Regions from separate parts of the Homo sapiens genome. Here region 2 is linked to region 1. A link is a contact called in ENCODE Hi-C data. All regions are on one chromosome and are shown on one strand. Each heading gives the region's core, a stretch centred on a gene start or an enhancer-like site at or near the end of the contact. The rest is flanking DNA. Distances are from core to core; before and after follow the strand shown.

Region 1 (5,920 bases), core at 588-3,087:
CTGAATTATAAAACCATATTAAGCAAACCATCCTACAGAGGGCACAGGCACCTGGCGCATGTACGCACATACATACACACTAACGCTCAGCATAAACTTTCCATTACACTTAGACAATGACTTGTGGAGGAAAAACAAGGATAAACAAGAGTCTCAAGAACTTAAGAAAAACATCAGAGTTGATTATTTAGCACTTTCTCAGGATTCTAAGGCAATAAGCCTAATTCAAAACGCGAAATTGTTCTCTATTTCCCATTAGTCATTAAATGAGATAAATGACAAGCTATTGCTGCTTCTCCATTCTGTTTTCAAAGAACATTACAAAAATAAACCAGTGTGTTCTCTAACAGTTCTAAAAACAGTTTGATAAGTTGTTGTGTTTGATTACAAAAAGAGAAATAGATGTCCATATTTACTAAAAATCTTGCTTTAAGTTACATTCAGAAACAAATACAGTTCTTTTCCTTGGTGGCAATCTTCAGTCTATTTGCTCATTCCCCTCTGACTATAGAAATAATCTTTTGAAACAAAATGCATTGGCAGTGCAAAAAAAAAAAAAAAAAAAACAGGAAGAAGTCCATAAAAATAAACTAATGATTGAATTAAGCATTCAAATGAGTTCTTTGCCAGGTTATCTGCAAGCGCAAGACTCTACTGTCATGTTAGGGTATACTTTAAGCACTACATTCTTATTTTCATCAAAGAATAAAATACTGAGTGAGGACATCTTTTCTGGTACACAGCAAGGCTCAGGAATCCCAGGAACGACCCCCACAGCTCTCACTATACTCTGGATGGTAGCATGATTTGATGGCTTCAAAGACTAGAGAAAGAAATGAAAGAAGAACACATATGTTAGGTGGAACTGCGTTTCCACTCCTCAGTCCTCATTACACAAAATGCTTATCTAATGAATTTGTTTCAACAATTTAATAAAACCTCTGGCATCATTATACATTAAGCCCAATCGCCTATCCCACCACTACCAAAATGGTTATTATTTATTAAGTGCCTGCTGCATTCCAGGCATATTATATGTAGTATCTCTAATTCTCACAACAAAGCTAACATTTCTTACATTTTACAAAGGCTCAAAAAGCTTAAACGACTTATCTAAGTTCAAATAGCTTGTAAATGGTAGAGGATTTAAACCAAGTTATCTCAGCAAGAATCATTTAATTACAAACAACTTAGCCCCCAAACATGGAATTAATACACTCTACGGTGTTTTCAATAACAGGATTGAAACAAAAAATGATTCGTTATTGACCCTACATTAATCAAAATCCTAACAAGCACTCTATTTAACAGAGATACATTATTGCCACTGCTATATTGATATTTAGGCATTGTTGTTAAAATAAAACCAAGCAGGTCAGAGGGGTATTGATTTATTTAATTTAATAGTTGCCAAGATGGATTGGATGGTTACTATTCCACTATGTAATTATTCAACTCTCCTTAGAAGTACAAACTGGGGGGTAAGAAGACCACACCATTGGCCACTGGGGGTCACTGTTGCTCCACTGGTTTAGAATTAGGCATGGAGTTGTGTTCTAAGAGTGGGCCACGTCCTCTGGGAATTCCCTCTGGGAATTATGAGGGCCTAAAGTTATCCTATGGATACCAGAACTTTCACCAAAGAAGCCTGAGTAAGAATCTTTTCCCTGAGAAAATGCCAAATGGGACCACTAACATTCATGTGAAGCATGTGGTTTTATTTAGAGAACCCCATACAGCTCTGCTCTAGCTAAAAGTACTAAAGGAACAGTCATTTTTGCAAGTCCAGAATGTTAGGTATTGCCAGAGTGGTAAGAACTTCCTAAGAGATGCCCCACTGTGCAACACCTGTGTTTCTCGATTCCTCTTTTAGGCAGGTGAAAGTAGTTTTGTTTTAAACACATTGAGAAACAGAAGTTTGGTAACTTGCCAGAGACCAATTCAGGAGTAGGACTTTGACCAAAACTTTCGCTTTTTAATTTCAGAACTTTGAGCCATGTTTCTCATGGCTCAGAGGAACCCCGCCCCAGTGGATTGGTATTTTAATTTCAAACTCCTAAAGCTCCCAGCATGGGAAACTGGAACAAGTTAAAACTTTAAGGGTATATACAAACCAAGGGAGAAGACAATAATATAGAAAGCAGGCATACTCTTAAAAAAAAAAAGAAAAAAAGGATTATTTTTGGCAGAGAAAGGTTAAATCTCATCCCATCTTTTAATATCAATGAAATAAAATCCATACATCAGACTTCAACTTTATTGTGATTAGGCATAAGTAACTAAATAATTAGACTTAATGATGGGCAACTGTTCTTACTTTTTTTTCCTAGAGATTTTCAGTATATGTTAAAAAGACTGGTTAACTTTGAATTAATTAGCTTTAATTCATTACAAAGCAAGTTATTCCTCCCTTGAGGAGAGGAAGTCCATGCTGTTTTATTTTGCACATTGTATGCCCTGCATCACCAATAATATCTGTGTAACTTACACAAACTACAATCAGTATTGTACAACAAATGTCAGTAGCCATTGCTTGTTATTGCTATTGGTAATTTCTAAAGAAAGCTTTTGCAGCCATCCACTTTTCTCTACTGATTTAAAGTTATTTTTATGACTCAATAATCTAAATAGCTTGTCATAAAGCGAAAACTTTTAAACTAGATTTTCCAAAATTATTCTGTTATTTTAATGTTTAATGACTCCTATAATATTTGAATTTTATACAAAGTGGATCAACTTAATTAGATGAGACCTTGGGTGCTAAATTCTCCTGTGCATTGCTGTTCCTGAGCACCTAGTATAATCTAGGCATGGAACAAATGCTTGTTAAATGGATGAAATACTTAAAAGAAACAACATACCCTCCATTTTTATCCATTTCTGTGGAAATAGTTCCTATCAACACAAATACAAGTTTCTGTGCAAATGACCTGGTGTAGATATGGATAATATTCATGGGTGTTTCCTAGGAAAATTCCTGTCCTTTTTTTTACAGCTTCAAGTAACAAATGATAGATTCAGAAACTATGAGTATATGAGTAGTCTCTAGTGGGCTCACTGGAATTTGGACAGAAGCCCCTGATTCTGCATTGGTGTATCTTATCAGGAACCTCTCAGATTACTAGGAAGTTTCCCCTGCTTTTTTTTTTCTCACTATGAAATCCTCTGATCAACCTGCCATTAACAGAAATAATTACATCGTGCACAAAAGATCCATCCGGTAATTTGCTGGTGTAAAGCATATTGCCAGTCCGGAATTTCTGTTTGTTTCTGAGTTCAGGTCATGTTTCTCATGACTCTTTATTAAACAAGTTAAAAAATTAATATATCAATTACTAATGCATATCTGTGGTATTTGCCTTACCAGCTCTTTCTAATGAGGGTGAAGCACGACTTCAATAGCAGTTAGGTAATTTTTTGCTTAAGTAACTTAGCACATCAAGATTTAATGTTTTTGGAGTTCATTTTTATGACCAGAGATTAGAATTGGAAGATTCAGGAAATTAATTGAGGTTGTATCATTTTGAACGCATTAAATGTGAATTTCTTCTTTGTATGGAATACTTGGTTCAAAGTGTTTAGATTCTTTGCTGCCTAATTCTATGTGTTTGCTATTTATAGCTTTTGCAAAATTCCTTGAAAAAAAAAAAGCAAAACTAACTTCTCTTGGATCTTTGTCAGTGACAACAGCTCAATCACTTTCATTTGAAATTTCTGTTTTCCATCTCTTCTAAGGTGATGAGGAGAGGCAAAGGTATAGAACTTGGCATTAACTGTATGGGTATTTTTCATCTCATGGCAGAATTCCAAGAATCTCTCTCTGGGAGAACAGATTGGCTGTAAGGGCTAGAAATCAGAAAAATCCAAACTGCCGTGTCTGTGAATGAAATCTACAATGGTCAGGCCTGCACCTGCCAAGCCGTGTATGATGTCCTCGAGTTGAATTTGATTACAAATGCATTAGCAGGGGAGAGCATGTCATCAGCTAAGAGCCTTCATTCCTGACCTGGGCCATGGAGTTTTACTCCACAATTCTTCCAGTCCAGCCCACATGGGTGTGATAGCCCAGAAACTATCTAATTGGAATCAGTGAAAGGGCAAAGCCTGGAATTTGGGAAAGGCAGAAAGAACACAGCTGTTCTGAATTAGAGAACAGGTTGTCAACTTTTGCAGACAAAAAGCCCTGCCATATAGAACACTCTTTGGCTCAGGAGGCCAAAAGAAAGGAGGGCCAACAAAGCAGTCTAGCCTGGGGGAACTTTCTCTGGGGCAAAAACTATATCTAAAGTCTGAAAGGTCTTTGGCACCTCAGTTATTCCACATGTTTTGTACTGATCTGACCAGTGGCCTTGATTCTCCTCTGTTGCTTAGACTATATTTTTATTTACAAAGTTCACTCTGGTTGCAGTATTGGACACGGTGCAGATAACAGGGATGTTTATTAATTACCCCTAATGTAGCAGCTTCATTTGGCTGCATGTTTCCCATCTTTTTGGTCACCGTACCACTTGAAAGACACAAGGCGTGGAAGGCTTAAAGGGAACCACTAGAAAGCTTTAAAAGTTAAACAGATACACACAAGGTGATGAGAGATTGAGAACTCTATGTAACAGCCAAACTTCCACTCTCAACTTGGCAAAAGGAAATCTGAAGCTCAGAGAGAAAGCTCCACACTTATCCCTGTTATGTCTCCCTGGAGTTCTGATGCCCTTCCAAGTTTTGACAAATATTATGATGAGTTCAGTTGCTGCAACTGATGCTCTCCTGATTCTCTTACTCTCCAAATAAACCTCCCTGGAAGAGCTCACGGGCGGTTGAATGCAAAGGGAGAAACCTATTTTCAGCTTTGTGATGTTTGAAAAGGGACTAGAAACATTTAGAAAACATTTTCCTGCCTTACAACTTTTATTCTCTTGATCTCGTTTCCTATGTAGTCTTTCTTCAGAGTCCTACGTTTGCTTTTCTTTCTCCTCAGTCTCAGAAATGGCCGTGAATAATAATGCCAATAACAGGTATTTATTGATAACCTACTATGTGCAAGGTGCTCTACTGTCTCATTTTTCCACTGTTTTTGTTATATAGAAACTATTATTTTTACTATTTACTATTTGACCCATTTCAGACTGTAAAAATAACTTGTAGAGAGTCTGAATAACTTCTCCAAAGAGTCATAGCAGGTAAGTGGTAGAATCAAGATTCAAGTTAAAAGGATTTGACTTTTATTTTTGCTACTCAAAGTGCAATTTGTGAATCAGCAGCATCTGCATCACCTAGGAACTTGTTAGATATGCAGAATCTTAGGCTCTACTCCTATATCCACTGGATCAGAACCTACATATTAACTAAATCCAGGGCAATTTGCCAGGACATTAAGGTTTAAGATGCCCTGCTATGACCAAGCGTGTACATTTAATTATTCTTCTGCACTAACATACTTCTCTCCTTAAATTTATTTCTGCTATTTTTACCTTATTCCTCATCAATTCTTAAATTATTATTCTTTAGATCACTGAGAAACATGATGGAGCTCTTCTGAAGTAACAGCAGGTTTCGGAACAGTAAAAGCAGGTAGAACCAATAAATGAGAGGGACAAATTGGAAGTAATTGTGGTGGGGTGGATACCAAATCAATTCTCCAGAGCTAGAGGTTCAAAAGCAAACTAACAGAGTATCTCTGCATTATCATGGCTTCCTGAGTCCTGAAGATTGTAGTCAGGAGAAAAGGGAAAAACTACTTCCCCAGGCTACCCAGAATATATTACCCTTTATAAGTGAGAGGGATTATTTGGAAAACTTCGAGACCCAACTAAAGTCAGTCATCCTGGGTTTAAAGACAGATATTGAAACCATTCTTGCCTCTCAATGCCACAAGGCAAGCCACACTGTAAAATAAAGACTCATCACTGCTTGTTACATTTGT
Region 2 (5,501 bases), core at 2,738-5,237, 510 kb before region 1:
GGGTCAGAGAGCAACTGGCTAGGGAGGAGTGAAAAGGGGAAAGAAAAGCAGAAATTGAAACAAGAAACTGAGTCGAAAACAAAACAAACAGTCTATTGAAGAAAAGTAGCCCCCACAACAAGTGACTGGGGGATTGCTGACCTTGGCTGCAAGAGAAATGGGAATAAAAATCTCCAGACGGAAATTCAGTGGAAACTGAGGAATTGAAGGGGACATGACGCTTGACAAGAGGGCAAATATTTTGATTTAGATGAGACTCTTTCCTTTTAGATATAAATTTGGGGTAGATAGTTTCCAGGTGCCAATGATGGATCTCTCTAGCTTTCTGTCCCCATGTTCCATCTGGGAGGCAGAATGCTAGGGAAGGGGATGCTGTGACAGCTGGGTAAGGAGCAGGAAAGGAAAAAGAAACTCCTGTGATCCGTTATCCTGTGAGGAGAAGAGAGGACAGTGAAAGGGTCCTTTATCCACTGGCTGTGCAGCTGGAGACCGTGTCTGTCCCTCCAGCTGAGCAGCAGCCCAGCCACTTCTGACCCAGACAGTCCCTGACAAACAGCGTTCCACCCACCAGCCTCGGACTGTGGCCAAGGAGCTGTGGGAGGCGGGGACTCAGCAGAGCAACCTCCAGACTAGAAGATGAGGGAAATGGAAATGTTGAGAGAGAAAGGCAAAGAGGGGACTCACATTCACAAAAGTGACACTTTTACACTAGAAAAACTTGAGTACCTAAATGGAGGAAGAAGGATAGGAAGAGGGGCCCTCACTCAAAGGAACAAGTCAAAAATACACCCAACTGGATTTTGACCTAAGGGTTTGCCTATGATTCATTTTAAGGAGTATTATTTATTCTGTGATGATAAAGAATTTGGGGGTTCTGTGTCAGCAGTTTGTCAGTGTTGTTATCATCACCCGGATGCTAGATTGCCCAATTTTAGGACTGAGCTCTGGCAACTGGAACCCAGTTCTCCAGGGTTAGAACTATGTCTAACCCTGATCTGCTCTTTGCAAGCAGCTGGCTGTGCCATAGAAAGGACATCAGCAAGCTCTACCAGGCAACAACAGAACTAGCTGCACAGGAGTAATGTACTGATCTGCCAGCATAAAACATGTGTTAGTCCACAGTGGATGCAAGGATGAACATCCATAGAAAGCAAGGACGGGACAAGCTAGTCACATTCTTGTCTTTTGGTACCATTATGACCTGTCTATATGGTTTCAGTTGGGCAGAAATATTAGCATAATAGCCCTAATATTGGGCTAACACTAAGAAAGAAGCACGTGTTCTCAAGTGATGCAAAAAGTCAGCAGAAGTTTTTTTTTAATTACCCTAAAAATAAGTGATCCTACCAGGAGTGGTGGCTCATGCCTGTAGTTCCAGCACTTTGGGAGGCCGAGGTGGGCGGATCACAAGGTCAGGAGTTTGAGACCCTCCTGGCCAACATAGTGAAACCCTGTCTCTACTAAAAATACAAAAATTAGACTTGCGTGGTGGCGGGCACCTGCAATCCCAGCTACTCGGGAGGCTGAGGCAGGAGAATTGCTTGAACCCGGGAGGTGGAAGTTGCAGTGAGCCAAGATCGTGCCATTGCACTCCAGCCCAGGTGACAGTGCAAGACTCTGTCTCAAAAAAAAAAAAAAAAAAAAGATCCTAAAACAGCTGGGGATGAATCATTCAACATAGTTGATCATTTGTCCCTTGAAACACTAGATTAATTTTATTGTAAGCTTTTTATGTGGAATTATATTAAACAATGTAATTCATTTTTCAGCTTCTTAAAAAGTATATTCTGGTTATATTTTTGCCTTTCTTTATTACTCAGTGTTAACTATTGTTAAAATTTAGTTATTTTCCTCTACAATTATATATTAATGATCTGGGACCTACTGAAGGTTGTAGACTTGTTTGCCCCTATGCCACAATCTGTATATCAACCGGATGCTTCAAGGTTTTCTTTTTATAATTTTCTGTTCCTTTCCTTGTTGCCACACTATCAGTAGCTACTCCACCCCTTCTCAACCCCCATTCAACTTGTTGGCTCTAATCTACTAAAGTCTTGGAAGTCAAATAGCTATGTGTACAAAAATTATGGATAAGGTAACAGGAAATAGGCTCTGAATCAGTACGTGAGCAAAATACCTGAACTTTAGTGTGTCAAATTTGTCAGTTTGTCGGTTTCAGTGTGTTTTGTTTTTGTTTTGTTTTATATTCTCATCTATGATCTCATTAACAGAGACTTCCAGGTGAATTCAGGAAAAATGAAGTACTTTTTAATATAAATTGAGGAAATCCTAGCCAATTGTTGAGCTTTATTGACCACAAACTTGACAGTGGAAATAATATTTGCAGAAAGGAAGGGCAGATTATTTTCTCCAAAATCAAAACATATTTATTACCCTAAAAACTTTAATTTGTGGCTATTTTACAAAATTTTAAAAATAAAAACTTTTTAGATCTCAAAACTTTTACCAAAGATACCCACTCTTAATATTATGGTCTTTCAGAAACTACCATTTAAATGACTGCTGGTTTTCTTTTAAATGGGAGTAATCAGATGGAATTATAGAGCTCATCATTTTGTATATATAGTACAAGTTTGTAACATCTCTACATATCATAAATATTTTTGCTTTGCAACATAATCTCCATTAAGAGCTCAATTATTGCCTAGTATATTGAAAGGGTATATGTCAATGTGTATATTTATTGGTCATTGTACATATCAGTGTATTTAGATTTTTCCACTTATTTTGTGAATTTATGTATTTGATATTTGAACATAATTTTTTTTACCAGATTGTTTTAATTTTGCCTTAATATTTTATTTTCTTTTGTCAGTTTTAACCATATTGTATAAATTATACAAGATAAATTCATTTTTCTAGCAAGATGTATTTTACAAAGATATGAACTAAAAAATAGAATTCATTTGGATGGAAACTTTCTTGACAGCACCCTGTGTGAAAACACTAATCAAAGACATCTGAGGTTGTTTTGTTTACTCAGATGTCAAAAAGTTTTTTCTCTCTCATCTTGCTTATTTTAAACTTTGTCTTCCTTTTCTCATTCGAAATAATGATTTTTAAAAGGCTATTCCTTTTCTGAATCTCCTGTATTCTCCAACCTATAAATAAAATCCTTCGACTCCTTTTGAAGTAGCAGTGATTCAAGCCTTATACTTAAACCAGGTGTATTGTTTTTATATTTATTGGTAATATATTACTTCATGGCATCCAAATGGATAAAGAGAATTTTGTTCACAGAATGTCCATACTAGAGGGAAATCTACTCACCATTGATCTTCCTCACAGATATCTTGAGAAAGAAAATATAGCTTTTATTCCTCTGTTTCTGAAGTACATGGAAACTATAGCAAGGAATTTAAGGTCATATTATATCACTTATTAAATGTATTAGGATTTATTAGTTGTACCCATCTAGCATGATTTTCAGTAAGAGGAGAAACTTCCATGTGGAGACTCAATAATAGATTTAAAATACCTGAGTCAGGTATTACACTTCTCTCAAAGATTTAAGGCATCCTTGAAAAAGAGTCTAAATGCAATAAGTTAGTGTAATATAACCAGTCTGCTGTGGAACACTTTCACCATGTCAGATCTCCCAGTAACAGGTTTTCTGAACTTGGGCTAGTGACAAGCTTACCTAGGCCTCAGTTTCTTCATTTGTAAAATGAAATGATTTGGTTCCATGAGGAGGCTGTAGATAAGCACAAGGTGCTACTCCTGGTTAGAATCTCAAAGAGAGTCAACATTAGAATGTTGATCTGAAAAAGCTGATATAGGAAGAATATTCTTCAGTTATGACATAGACTCCACCATTTATACAGGTTGGAGGGAAAAAATACTTTCTCATTTTCATGATTACAGCTGCTGGTTTCATTTCCTCCTTTGTAGGAACCCCCTGTTTTTACGTACAGGAAGGATGCTTGAAATAGAAGTGAAAGCAGAAACTCCAGGCAATATAGGAAACACCAAGTGAATGTATATGCCTGCAAGGGGACCTAGCTCTTTATCATTCTGAGTAATTTGGAAGGAAAGGTATTTAACAATGTCTGCTTCCTCAAACAATACCTTCCTTAGGTGAATGTACTGCCTAAAAGGTATTAAACATCTGAGTCCAAATTTCAAAGTAGAATTTCCCAAGGAATTTTCTTATAATAGAAATAAATGTTGTCACCTACTATCAGAGGTCAATTGAAATTTTTTGTTATAAATTCCTATCAACTTACTATTAGTAATTAAATAATTAGGGGCCTTTGAGTAGAAAGGCTGTCAAATGAGACTGGCAATACAGATGGCTTGTAAAGAGAACAGAGTCACCAAATACTTCTTAATGAGTAGCTAGTTCAAGGCAATCCAAAGCACCTCTCTATTTTGCCAAGCATGTTTTTGGTATGGTTATGGACATGGTGCTCCTGCAAAGACATTGCCCCAAATTCGGCATCTTTCTACATGGTTGCTTATGCTTCAAGCTGTTTAATAGCCACAGAGCCCTCCAAGGCTGGGCCTAGATTAGCATTTTTGAATCTTTTTTGATTATAACCCACAAAAGAAATGCATCCTAAACCATGATCCAGGACTCCCATATGTGAATGTATGCTTGTACGTATATCTACGCCAGTCAGAACGGTGATTTTTAAAAAGTCAAGAAACGACAGATGGTGGCAAGGTTGTGGAGAAGTATGAGCACTTTTACACTGTTGGTGGGAATGTAACTTAGTTAAACCATTGTGGAAGATGGTGTGGCTATTCCTCAAAGATCTGGAACCAGAAATATCATTTGAACCAACAATTCCATTATTGGGTATATACCCAAAGAAATATAAATCATTCTATTAAGAAGATATATGCATGTGTAAGTTCATTGCAGCACTATTCACAATAGCAAAGACATGGAATCAATAGAAATGCCTATCAATATACTGGATAAGGAAAATGTGATACATATACACCATGGAATACTATGCAGCCGTAAAATAGAATGAGATCATGTCCTTTACAGGGAGGGACATGGATGAAGCTGGAAGCCGTTATCCTCAGCAAACTAACACAGCAACAGAGAACCAAACATGGCATGTTCTCACTCATAAGTGGGAGCTGAACAATAAGAACACATGGACACAGGGAGGGAAACAACACACACTGGGGCCTGTTGGGGGTGGGGTTGGGGGAGGGAGAGCATTAGGAAAAATAGCTAATGCATGCTGGGCTTAAAACCTAGATGACGGGTTGATAGGTGCAGCAGACTTCCATGGCACATGTTTACCTATGTAACAAACCTGTACATCCTGCACATGTACTCCAGAACTAAAAATATAAATTAAAAGAAAAAAAAACAAAGCACATCCAGAAAGAGTGTCAGGAAATGATACTCTTACCAGATAGGATGAGATTTCCTGTTTTAGCGTATGTTGCTTTATTTGTTAAAATGCTGTGATGACCCACTATACTGACGATACAATCAACAAATAGGTTTCAGTCTA

What was found. A loop is a pair of places that touch in the nucleus more often than their neighbours do. Pooled maps may share reads with other maps.
Region 2: a pooled map shows a loop between it and region 1 (11-fold over the local background). The contact joins two enhancer-like sites. A Hi-C loop is called at or near these places in 3 of 37 single-sample maps with no recorded cell type and 3 of 50 pooled maps.

What each region holds. Positions count from the first base shown.
Region 1 is chr4:81,048,248-81,054,167 of GRCh38, reverse strand. It overlaps BMP3 (bone morphogenetic protein 3), which reads right to left. Exons shown (of 3, transcript NM_001201.5): 3 at 1-823. The coding sequence ends at 632. Among named protein-coding and RNA genes, the nearest start is that of BMP3, 20 kb to the right of the region's middle. RefSeq lists a silencer at 1,841-1,890. Within about 2 kb of position 1,837, at least 2 of the 41 ENCODE cell types and tissues checked have a DNase peak (open chromatin) inside an H3K27ac peak, as active enhancers do.
Region 2 is chr4:81,560,742-81,566,242 of GRCh38, reverse strand. No RefSeq gene overlaps it. Among named protein-coding and RNA genes, the nearest start is that of RASGEF1B, 92 kb to the right of the region's middle. RefSeq lists an enhancer at 3,539-3,708. Within about 2 kb of position 3,987, at least 6 of the 41 ENCODE cell types and tissues checked have a DNase peak (open chromatin) inside an H3K27ac peak, as active enhancers do.